Regions from separate parts of the Homo sapiens genome. Here region 2 is linked to region 1. A link is an interaction called in ENCODE POLR2A ChIA-PET data of the cell type or tissue named here. Cell type or tissue: MCF 10A. All regions are shown on one strand.

Region 1 (5,000 bases):
TCTTTATCGTTGACCTTTGGGAGTTTGATTACTAAATGCCTTGAGGTAGTCTTCTTTGGGTTAAATCTGCTTGGTATTCTATAACCTTCCTGTACTTGGATAGTGGTATCTTTCTCTAGGTTTGGGAAATTCTCTGTTATTACCCCCTTTGAATAAACTTTCTACCCCATCTCTTTCTCTACCTCCTCTTTAAAGCCAATAACTCTTATATTTGCCCTTCTGAGGCTATCTTCTAGATCCTGTAGGCATGCTTCATTGTTTTTTATTCTTTTTTCGTTTTTGTTTTTTGAGACAGAATTTCAATCTGTCACCCAGACTCGAGTGCAATGGCACAATCTTGGCACACTGCAACCTCTGCCTCCTGGGTTCAAATGATTCTCCTGCCTCAGGCGTCTGCCACCACGCCCAGCTAATTTTTTTTTTTTTGAGATGGAGTTTCACTCTTGTTGCCCAGGCTGGAGTGCAGTGGCACCATCTCGGCTCATGGCAACCTCCGCCTCCCAGGTTCAAACGATTCTCCCCTGCCTCAGCCTCCCGAATAACTGGAATTACAGGCATGCACTACCATGCCAGGTTAATTTTGTATTTTTAGTAGAGACAGGGTTTCTCCATGCTGCCCAGGCTAGTCTTGAACTCCTGACCTCAGGTGATCCACCCGCTTGGCCTCTCGAAGTACTGGGATTACAGGCGTGGGGTACTGCACCTGGCCTATTCTCTTTTCTTTTGTCTCCTCTGACTGCATTTTCAGATAACCGGTCTTCAAACTCACTGATTCTTTCTTCTGCTTGATCAATACTCCTGTTGACTCTGATGCGTTCTTCACTATATCAATTGAATTTTTCAACTCTGGAATTTCTGCTTGATTTTTAAAAGTTATTTTAACCTCTTTGTTAAGTTTACCTGATAGGATTCTGAATTCCTTCTCTGTGTTATCTTGAATTTCGCTGAGCTTCCTCAAAACAGCTATTTTGAATTCTCTCTCTGAAAGGTCACATATCTCTGTCACTTCAGGATTGGTCACTAGTACACTATTTAGTTTGTTTGGTGAGGTCATGCTTTCCTGTATGGTCTTGATGCTTGTGGATGTTTGTTAATGTCTGGGCATTGAAGAGTTACGTATTTATTATAGTCTTTGTAGTCTGGGCTTGTTTGTACCTGTCCTTCTTGGGAAAGTTTTCCAAGTATTCAAAGAACATTGAGTTGTTGTCATCTAAATCTTTGGTCATTGTAGCTGTATCTGCATTGGCAGGGGCACCCCAAGCCCAGTAATGCTGTGGCTCTTGCACAATTGTAGAGATACTGCCGTGGTGGTCTTGGGTAAGATCTGGGAGAATTCCCTGTATTACCCAGGCAGAGACTCTTGTTCTTTTCCCTTACTTCCCCCCAAACACATGGAGTTTCTCCAAAGCCAGCAAAATACTGGGTCTCAGCCTGGGCCTCCTGTTACCACTGCCTGGCTACTGCCAATATTCACTCAAGGCCCAAGGGCTCTACCATCAGCAGGAAACAAATCCAGCCTGGCTTGTGTCGTTCTCTTCAGGGTGGCAAGCTACTCCCCAGCCTAGAGCAGATCCCAGAATGCCATCTGGGAGCCAGGGCCTAGAGTCAGGAACCTTAGGAATCTACTTGGTTCTCGATTCTACACCAGCTGAGCTGGCACCCAAGCTGTAAGACAAAATCCTTCCCACTCTTCCCTCTTTTTTCCTCATGCGGAAGGAGTCTCTCCCTGCAGCAGGTACTGCCTGGCTATCGCTGATACTCACCCAAGGCCCAAAGGCTCTTCAGTCAGCTTGTGGTGAATGCTGCCATTTTTAGGACTCTCCCTTCAAGGTAGTGGGCTCCCCTTTAGCCCAGGGCAGGTCCAGAAATGCCATCCAGAAGCCAAGGGCTAGAACTGACTACCCCAGGTGACTTCTTGGTTCTCTACCCCACTGTGGCCAAGCTGGTGCCCAAGCTGCAATAAAAAGTTCCTTTACTCTTTCCTCTCCTTACCTCAGGCAGAGGAAGTCTCTCCCTGTGGGCACCATAGCTTAGAATGCACTGGGTCACACCTGAAGCCGGCACAGCCCTGGGTCTTACCCAAGTCCCATGGTGAGTACTGCCTGGGTGCTGCTGATGTTTATTCAGGGCCCAGGGTCTCTTAGTCATCAGATGATAAATCCTTCCAGGACTGGGTCCTTCCCTTTAGGGCAGTGCATTCCCTTCTGGCCCTGGGTATGTCTAAAAATGTGATCTGGGAGCTAGGGCTTGGAATGAGGGCCTTGGGACTCTACCTTGTCCCCTATCCTACTGTGGCTGAGCTGGTATCCAAGTTGCAAGACAAAGTCCCCTTTACTCTCCTTTCTCCTCTCCTCAAGCAGAAAGGAGTTTCTCCTGGAGCTGTAAGCTGCACTGCCTGGGATTGGAGGAGGGGTGATGTAAGCACTTCCTTGGCTGGCTGGCTGGCTGGTATCTCACTAGGTCACATGTACCCTAACTCCACTGGCTCCAAGCCCAGCACAACACCAGGGCTTGCCCAGGAATTGCAGTACTTGTGGCCTAGACTGCCTTTCAAGTTTATTTGGAACCCCAGAGTGCTTTAGCTTGCCATGGTGGGGCTTGCTGGAACTCAGATTCTGACCAGTGGGATGGGTGGTTCCCCTCTGGCTGGGGCTGGTCTAACTGCCCCCTCTGTGAGTACTGGCTGAATTCTGCCCCATGTTGCTTTCAGCTGTGGCAGGCAGCACTGAGTTCTAATGCAAAGTCCCACAATCACTGCACTCTCCCTCCCACAAGTACAGATTCTCTCTCCACACCATGTGGCCACTGCCAAGAGATGGTGGAATGGTGGTGTTGGCAATTCAAGACTGTCTTTCCTATCTTCTTCAGTGCCTCTTTCAGTGATACGTAGTTAAAACCAGGTACTGTGATCTCTCACCCGATGTTTGGTTGTTATGAAGGTTCTTTCTTGTATGGATAATTGTTCAATTTGTTGTTCCTGTGGGGTACAGGGGGGAAATGATGGCTGGAGAGTTCTATTAAGCCAGCTTGCCCTGCCTCCTCTCCCCAAAGATAGGTGCTTTTAAACGCAAAAGTCCAGTTTATAGGGTTGCATGATTAAGTTTTGAGTTTTCCCTCATACTGAAATTTGTGTTATCTTTAAAAAATAAATACATGTTATATATACAGTCGACATATATTTGAACCACTGTGGTAAGGAAGAGTACAGGCTTTGAAAACAGAAAAATCTGAGTTTGGATCCTGGCTTTTTAAAACATCATTTATGGCTCTCTCAGTTGTCTCATCTGAAATAGGAGTTATTTATGCCTATCTTACCAGGGACATTAGGGATAGAGGTAATATTGAGAAACTCCATAGCACATAGTAGGTGACCAATAAATAAAAGAAAAAATATTTTCTTTTTTTTACCTTTTCTTCTTTTTTTTTTTTTGAGACAGAGTCTCACTCCTGTCAGCCACGTCGGAGTGCAGTGGTGCAATCATGGCTCACTGCAGCCTTGACTTCCCAGGTTCAGGTGATCCTCCCACCTCAGCCTCCCGAGTAGCTGGGACTATAGGTGTGTGCTACCTCACCCAGCTATTTTTTGTATTTTTTTTGGAGACTGGGTTTCGCCATATTGCCCAGGCTGATCTCAAACTCCTGGGCTCAAAGCAATCCGCCTTCGGAAGGATTTGATAAATTCTTCCAGGACTGGGTCCTTCCCTTTAAGGGCAGCGCATTCCCTTCTGGCCCTGGGTATGTCTAAAAATGTGATCTGGGAGCTAGGGCTTGGAATGAGGGCCTTGGGACTCTACCTTGTCCCCTATCCTACTGTGGCTGAGCTGGTATCCAAGTTGCAAGACAAAGTCCCCTTTACTCTCCTTTCTCCCCTCCTCAAGCGGAAAGGAGTTTCCCCTGGAGCTGTAAGCTGCACTGCCTGGGATTGGAGGAGGGGTGATGTAAGCACTTCCTTGGCTGGCTGGCTGGCTGGAGCTTTCGGCTCAGCCTCCCGAAGTGCTGGGATTACAGGCGTGAGCCACAGTGCCTGGCCGAGGTATTTTCAAGTACACACATAAATAGATCATACGGATAAAAGAAACAATGTAAGAGACCGTTGTAATCATGAACTCGTATACCTAACCTAGCTTCAAAATGTGTTCAAAAGGTTAACTAATTACATTTGCGTATGATCCTATACCCCACAAATACAGAACTTTTTTTTAAGTCACAAAGGAAATATAACGAACATTGCCGTAGTCTCAACATCTATTCATGCTATTATTTTATCTTTTAAATTTTGCCATGTCAGTAGTTATCTCCCCTTTTAAATTTCAGATATTCATTTGTTCCTTCTCCCTTTTTTCTTGATTAATCTTGCCAATGGTTTATTATTATTATTCTTTTAGCAAACCAACTTTTGGCTTTGTTAATCCTCTCTATTGAATATTTTTGGTTTTATAAATTTTAGTTCCTATATTTATTATTTTCTTCTCTTTACTTTGATGTTTTTCTTTCTGGTTTGTTGTTGTTGTTGTTGTCTTGCTTTGTTGCCAAGGTTGGTCTTGAACTCCTGGCCTCAAGTGATCTCCTGCCTCAGCCTGCTCAAGTGCTGGGATTACAGATGTGAGCCACCATGCCCAGCCATCTTTCTTTCTTTCTTTCTTTAAGGCTATATTCCCTCAAAATTTTAATTTTCCTATATCTTACAAGTTTTCTTTTAAAACAGCTTTATCAAGATATACTTTATGTATTATGAAACTCACTCATTTCAAGTGTATAAGTCAGTGATTTTTAATTTATTACTGAGTGGCACTACCATTTCCATTAATCAATTTTAGAACATTTTCATCCCCTCAGTAAGCTCTCTTATGCCCATTTGCAATAATCCCTGTTCCCACCCCTAGCTAACCACTACTGTACTTTTTGTCTGTATGAATTTGTATTTTCTGGACATTTGTAAGTAGAATCATCTAATATGTGGTCTTGTCATGTCTAGCTTCTTTCACTTCATTTAATGCTTT
Region 2 (5,000 bases), 56 kb after region 1:
ACTGGCGTGAGATGGTATCACATTGTGGTTTTCATTTGCATTTCTCTGATGATCAGTGATGTTGAGTTTTTCATGTTTTTTTTTTTTTACATGTTTGTTGGCCGTGTAAATGTCTTCTTTTAAGAAGAGTCTGTTCATATCCTTTGTCCATTTTTTGATGGGGTTGCTTTTTTCTTGTAAATTTGTTTAAGTTCCTTGTAAATTCTGGATATTAAACCTCTGTCAGATGGGTAGATTGCAAAAGTTTTCTCCCATTCTGTAGGTTGCCTGTTCACTCTGATGATAGTTTCTTTTGCTGAGCAGAAGCTCTTTAGCTTAATTAGATCCCATTTGTCAATTTTGGCTTTTGTTGCAATTGCTTTTGGTGTTTTTGTCATGAAGTCTTTGCCCATGCCTGTGTCCTGAATGGTATTGCCTAGGTTTTCTTCTAGGGTTTTTATGCTTTTGGGTTTTACATTTAAGTCTTTAATCCATCTTAATTTTTGTATAAGGTATAAGGAAGAGGTCCAGTTTCAGTTTTCTGCATATGGCTAGCCAGTTTTCCTAGCACCATTTACTGAATAGGAGATCCTTTCCTCATTGCTTGTTTTTGTCAGGTTTGTCAAGGATCAGATGGTTGTAGATGTGTGGTGTTATTTCTAAGGTCTCTGTCCTGCTCCGTTGGTCTATATGTCTGCTTTGGTACCAGTACCATGCTGTTTTGGTTACTGTAGCCTTATAGTATAGTTTGAAGTCAGGTAGCATGATGCCTCCAGCTTTGTACTTTTTGCTTAGGATTGTCTTGGCTATATACAGGGTCTTCTTTGATTCCATATGAAATTTAAAATAGTTTTTCTAATTCTGTAAAGAATGTCAATGGTAGTTTGATGGGAATAGCATTGAATCTATAAATTACTTTGGGCAGTATGGCCATTTTCACAATATGACTTATTTATTTAACAGAACCACTTCCAAAATCTATGTAGAGATTTTTAAATTAAAAATGTTTTTATTGTCACAGTATTACTTTTGGAAAGAACTATCTGGTTACATAATTACAGGATATTACTTGTTTCCTGACAAGATATTCAAAATAAAATATGAAACAAGCATTAACAGAGGTATCCGCCAAAGCTAGTAACATCAGTGTGCCAGATAAACATCTTGCAGATTCTTCTGCTGTCTAGCAAAGAAATGTGATTAACCTATCCTTCATTTAGGAAAGTTTCTTTGGAAAACCTCTTTCAGGAAGAGGTGGGCAAGAAGACAAAGGTAACAGACAAAGACAAAGGAAGACAAAGGTAACACTGATTAGAAATGATTCTAATCAATGACCATCAGTTTTATTCCCTGATAATCTTGCTGTCTGATACAGAACTTAGTGTTAAATCTCTATTTCTCCTTTTATTCCTGCTCCCCTTCAGAACTGGAAAAAAAAAAAAAAAAGAAAAAGCATAATAAATACAACAAGAATCCTTGGCAAACACAAGAAATCTGTGATTAAAAAAGGCCAAGGGGAAGCTCCACGCAGAAGTGCTGAGAGAGGATGTCTCCACTGCTCAGTTAGTGTTGGGTCCTCATATGTAACACAGGACACAGAAACCTACCTCATGGCTTTAAAGATGAAATGACAGGAAACCTGGTATGGTGCCTGGCGTCTAAAGCATGAATGCTCAGAAAACAGTAGCTGCAATTTTTATTTTGTATTTTCCCTATTATGTATTTTATTCTTAAAATAATTATCTTTTCACATTTTTTTCAAGTGTCACTTATTTTCTTTCACATATAGTGTCTCCTAATTTTTCCCTTTTTATAAGTCCCTCTGTTCCCACATTCCCCACAGCCTCAAGCTTCTGTATTACTTATTCCCTTTACTTCCATCTCTTCTTTCTGATCCCTTTTCCATTCTCAGCATCCACTACCAAAGGAAAGAAAATTTTAAGTTTGGGTGTTCTATAAGTGTTTTATAGAGAAAATTTATATAATTTTTAAAAATTCAACTTATATTTTTGAGCCACTCTCCATAGCTCAGATCTTTGGTGCACAGATATACAATTGTCAAAACCTATTTTTTTTTTTTTTTTTTTTTTTGAGATGGAGTCTCGGTCTGTCTCCTAGGCTGGAGTGCAGTGGTGCAATCTCAGCTCACTGCAACCACAGCCTCCCGGGTTCAAGTGATTCTTGTGCCTCAGCCTCCCGAGTAGCTGGGATTACAGGCACCCGCGACAACGCCCAGCTAAATTTTTGTATATTTAGTAGAGATGATGAGGTTTCGCAACGTTGGCCTGGCTGGTCTCAAATTCCTGACCTCAGGTGATCCACCACCTGGACCTCCCAAAGTGCTGGGATTACAGGCGTGAGCCACTGTGTCCAGCCTCAAAACTATTTTTTTGAGGAAGATCTTAGCCATATCCATAGATCTATTCTCTTAGTCTAGTTCATTTGATGTGAACACTTGTCCTGGTTAGACCCTTTCAGCTTTCATAAGCGGTGACAACTCTATATACAGTTTAGTGGGTGGCTAAAGCACAATCAATGTCATAAATCAAGTACTGGTCAGACAATAAAACTTTAAGTCACTAACACTCCATAGGTATAAAAACTCAAATTTCTGATGTAACCTGCAGTAGTCAGCTGAGCTATAAACTTCAAGTAACACAGAGTGATCTGTAAAGAATGATGCAATTTTTAGGTGAATTGTAAAATAATTTTGCAAATTTGCAAACAGAAAATTATGGGACTAAAGCTTATCTATATGTCTTCAAGGGTTTAGCCCTTATATTTTTTGATTTTCCCTTTCCTCAAATATAAACATAAATTCTATGTTTATAGAATAAATTCTATAATTTCTCTCTAGAAACCTACACACCTAATTTCTCAACATTTTCTGTTCTACCTACTGGAACAAAAGTTTCATATACGCCAGATATTTCACAAAAGCAGGAAGTGAAAAGAACATTCTTCCTTTGCCCCTTCATGTTTATTCAACCAAAAGCCAATGCATGCGTATAAAACAGACACACACACAGATTTATATTTCACCCAGAAAAAAAGACTATTTCCCCAAAATATCAGAAGCAAGCTACACCTGGGAACAGAGGTGGTATTTTTTTCTTTTGGATTATTTTTCTACAATTAACCTGAGGAGAGAAACTATGTCTTATTAATCTCTTTAGTGCCACTGCCAAGCACAGAGCCTAGAACATATAAGATGCTTGTTCAACAAGGCTGGTATATGGATGTGTGTGTCCCCCCAAAATCATATGTTGAAGCCCTAACTGCCAATGTGGCTGTATTTGGACATGGGGCATCTAAGGCAGTAGTTGAGTTTTGTTTTGTTGTTGTTGTTTGAGACAGGGTCTCACCTTGTTGCCCAGGCTGGAGTGCAGTGGCATGATCTTGGCTCACTACAACCTCTGCCTCCTGGCCTCAGGCGATCCTCCCACCTCAGCCTCCCGAGTAGCTGGGATTACAGGCACATGCCACCATGCCTGGCTAATTTTTGTACTTTTTTGGTAGAGACAGGGTTTTACCATGTTGCCCAGGCTGGCCTCAAACTCCTGGGCTCAAGCAATCAGACAGCCTCAGCCTCTCAAAGTGCTGACATTACAAACATGAGCCACTGTGCCCACTCAGCAGTAAAGTTTAAATTAGGTCATATGGGGGAGGCAGCCCCGGTCCAAGAGGACACCAGAGAGTCACCTCCCATTCCCATGCACACGAAGAGCTCATATAAGCACACAGCAAGAAGGGAGCTGTCTGCAACCCAAGGGGAGAACCCTCAACCAAATACCAACCCTGCTGGCACCTTGATCTTGCACTTAAGAGTCTCCAGAACTGGAAGATAAATTTCTGTTGTGTAAAGTCACGTAGTCTATGCATAATATTTTGTTATGGCTGCCTGAAGAGACTAATACACTCACCTTTAATTTTTTTTATTTCTACAGTTTTCAATAGACTTAAGAACATACTTAAACATAAGCCAGAGATATAGTGATCCAGAGAACTTGAATATGTCCATAAAAAGTCTGCCCTGAGAAACTATTTTTAACTTCATTGTTTACTCTTTTTTTATTTAAATAATTTTAAAAATATAATTAGAGATAGGGTCTCACTATGTTGCCCGGGCTGGTCTCAAACTCCTGGCCTCAAGTGATCCTCCCAGCCTTGACCTCCCAAAGTACAGGGATTACAAGCATGAGTCACTGTGCCTGGACTGCCATTGTTTTCTTTATTGCAAAAGTAAAAAAAATATTCAGTGAAGAAAGAAAATTAAATACATGTCAATCACCAGAGATAACAACTATTAATAATTTTATAAAAACTCTTCTATCTAGTCCTTTTTCTTCTATATACATATACACTTTTAACCAGAAACAGATCGTACCTAGTGTTCTGAACCCAGTGGTTTTTTTTTTTTAACATTATACCAGACCTGTAACCTATCTCTATGCTTTAAAACGTTTAACCAAATCATTTTTATAGTTGCATAATTTTTTTATGAGGGCATTACTTAAGAAATCAATGCTCTATTAAACAAATAGTTTTCAATTTTTCACTATTACAGAACCATACTGTCATGCACATCCTCCTAGACAATTATTTGCACACATATGTAAATACTTCCTTAGAATAAATTCCTGGGGTGAGGAGCTATTTTCCTGGGGGGACATAAAGGATAGTAAAGATTTTTCAGGACTTTGATTCATAATGCCAAACCAAATAGTAAAATATTTTTACTCCTCACATTTTTATCTGCACTCTATGAATATATATGTTTCATGAAACTCTCTAAATTGGATTTATTTTTTCTAAACCTTTGCTAAGTTTCATAAACTACCAGTGCTCTCATTCCTTCAGTTTTTATATTGTAGAATACACAATGAAATACTCATCAGTTATGTATACACATGTACACGCACACACACAACCACATTTTTCTTTATTCATTCAACTGTTGATGGGCACTTAGGTTGATTCCATACAATGGCTACCGAGAGTGGCTACGATAAACATGTGAG

What was found. Peaks named below come from ENCODE experiments on the same cell type or tissue, not always from the same donor. Only the 100,000 strongest peaks of a DNase experiment are listed, where the experiment ranks them.
Region 2: POLR2A ChIA-PET joins it to region 1 with 5 read pairs; 7 of 35 experiments call an interaction of 5 or more read pairs at or near these places.

What each region holds. Positions count from the first base shown.
Region 1 is chr2:202,805,077-202,810,076 of GRCh38, reverse strand. All of the region lies in intron 9 of ICA1L (islet cell autoantigen 1 like), which reads left to right. Among named protein-coding and RNA genes, the nearest start is that of ICA1L, 64 kb to the left of the region's middle. In MCF 10A, no CTCF peak of the experiment used is centred here; DNase peaks (open chromatin) are centred at 2,116 and 2,476.
Region 2 is chr2:202,748,842-202,753,841 of GRCh38, reverse strand. All of the region lies in intron 4 of FAM117B (family with sequence similarity 117 member B), which reads right to left. Among named protein-coding and RNA genes, the nearest start is that of FAM117B, 120 kb to the right of the region's middle. In MCF 10A, no CTCF peak of the experiment used is centred here; no DNase peak of the experiment used is centred here.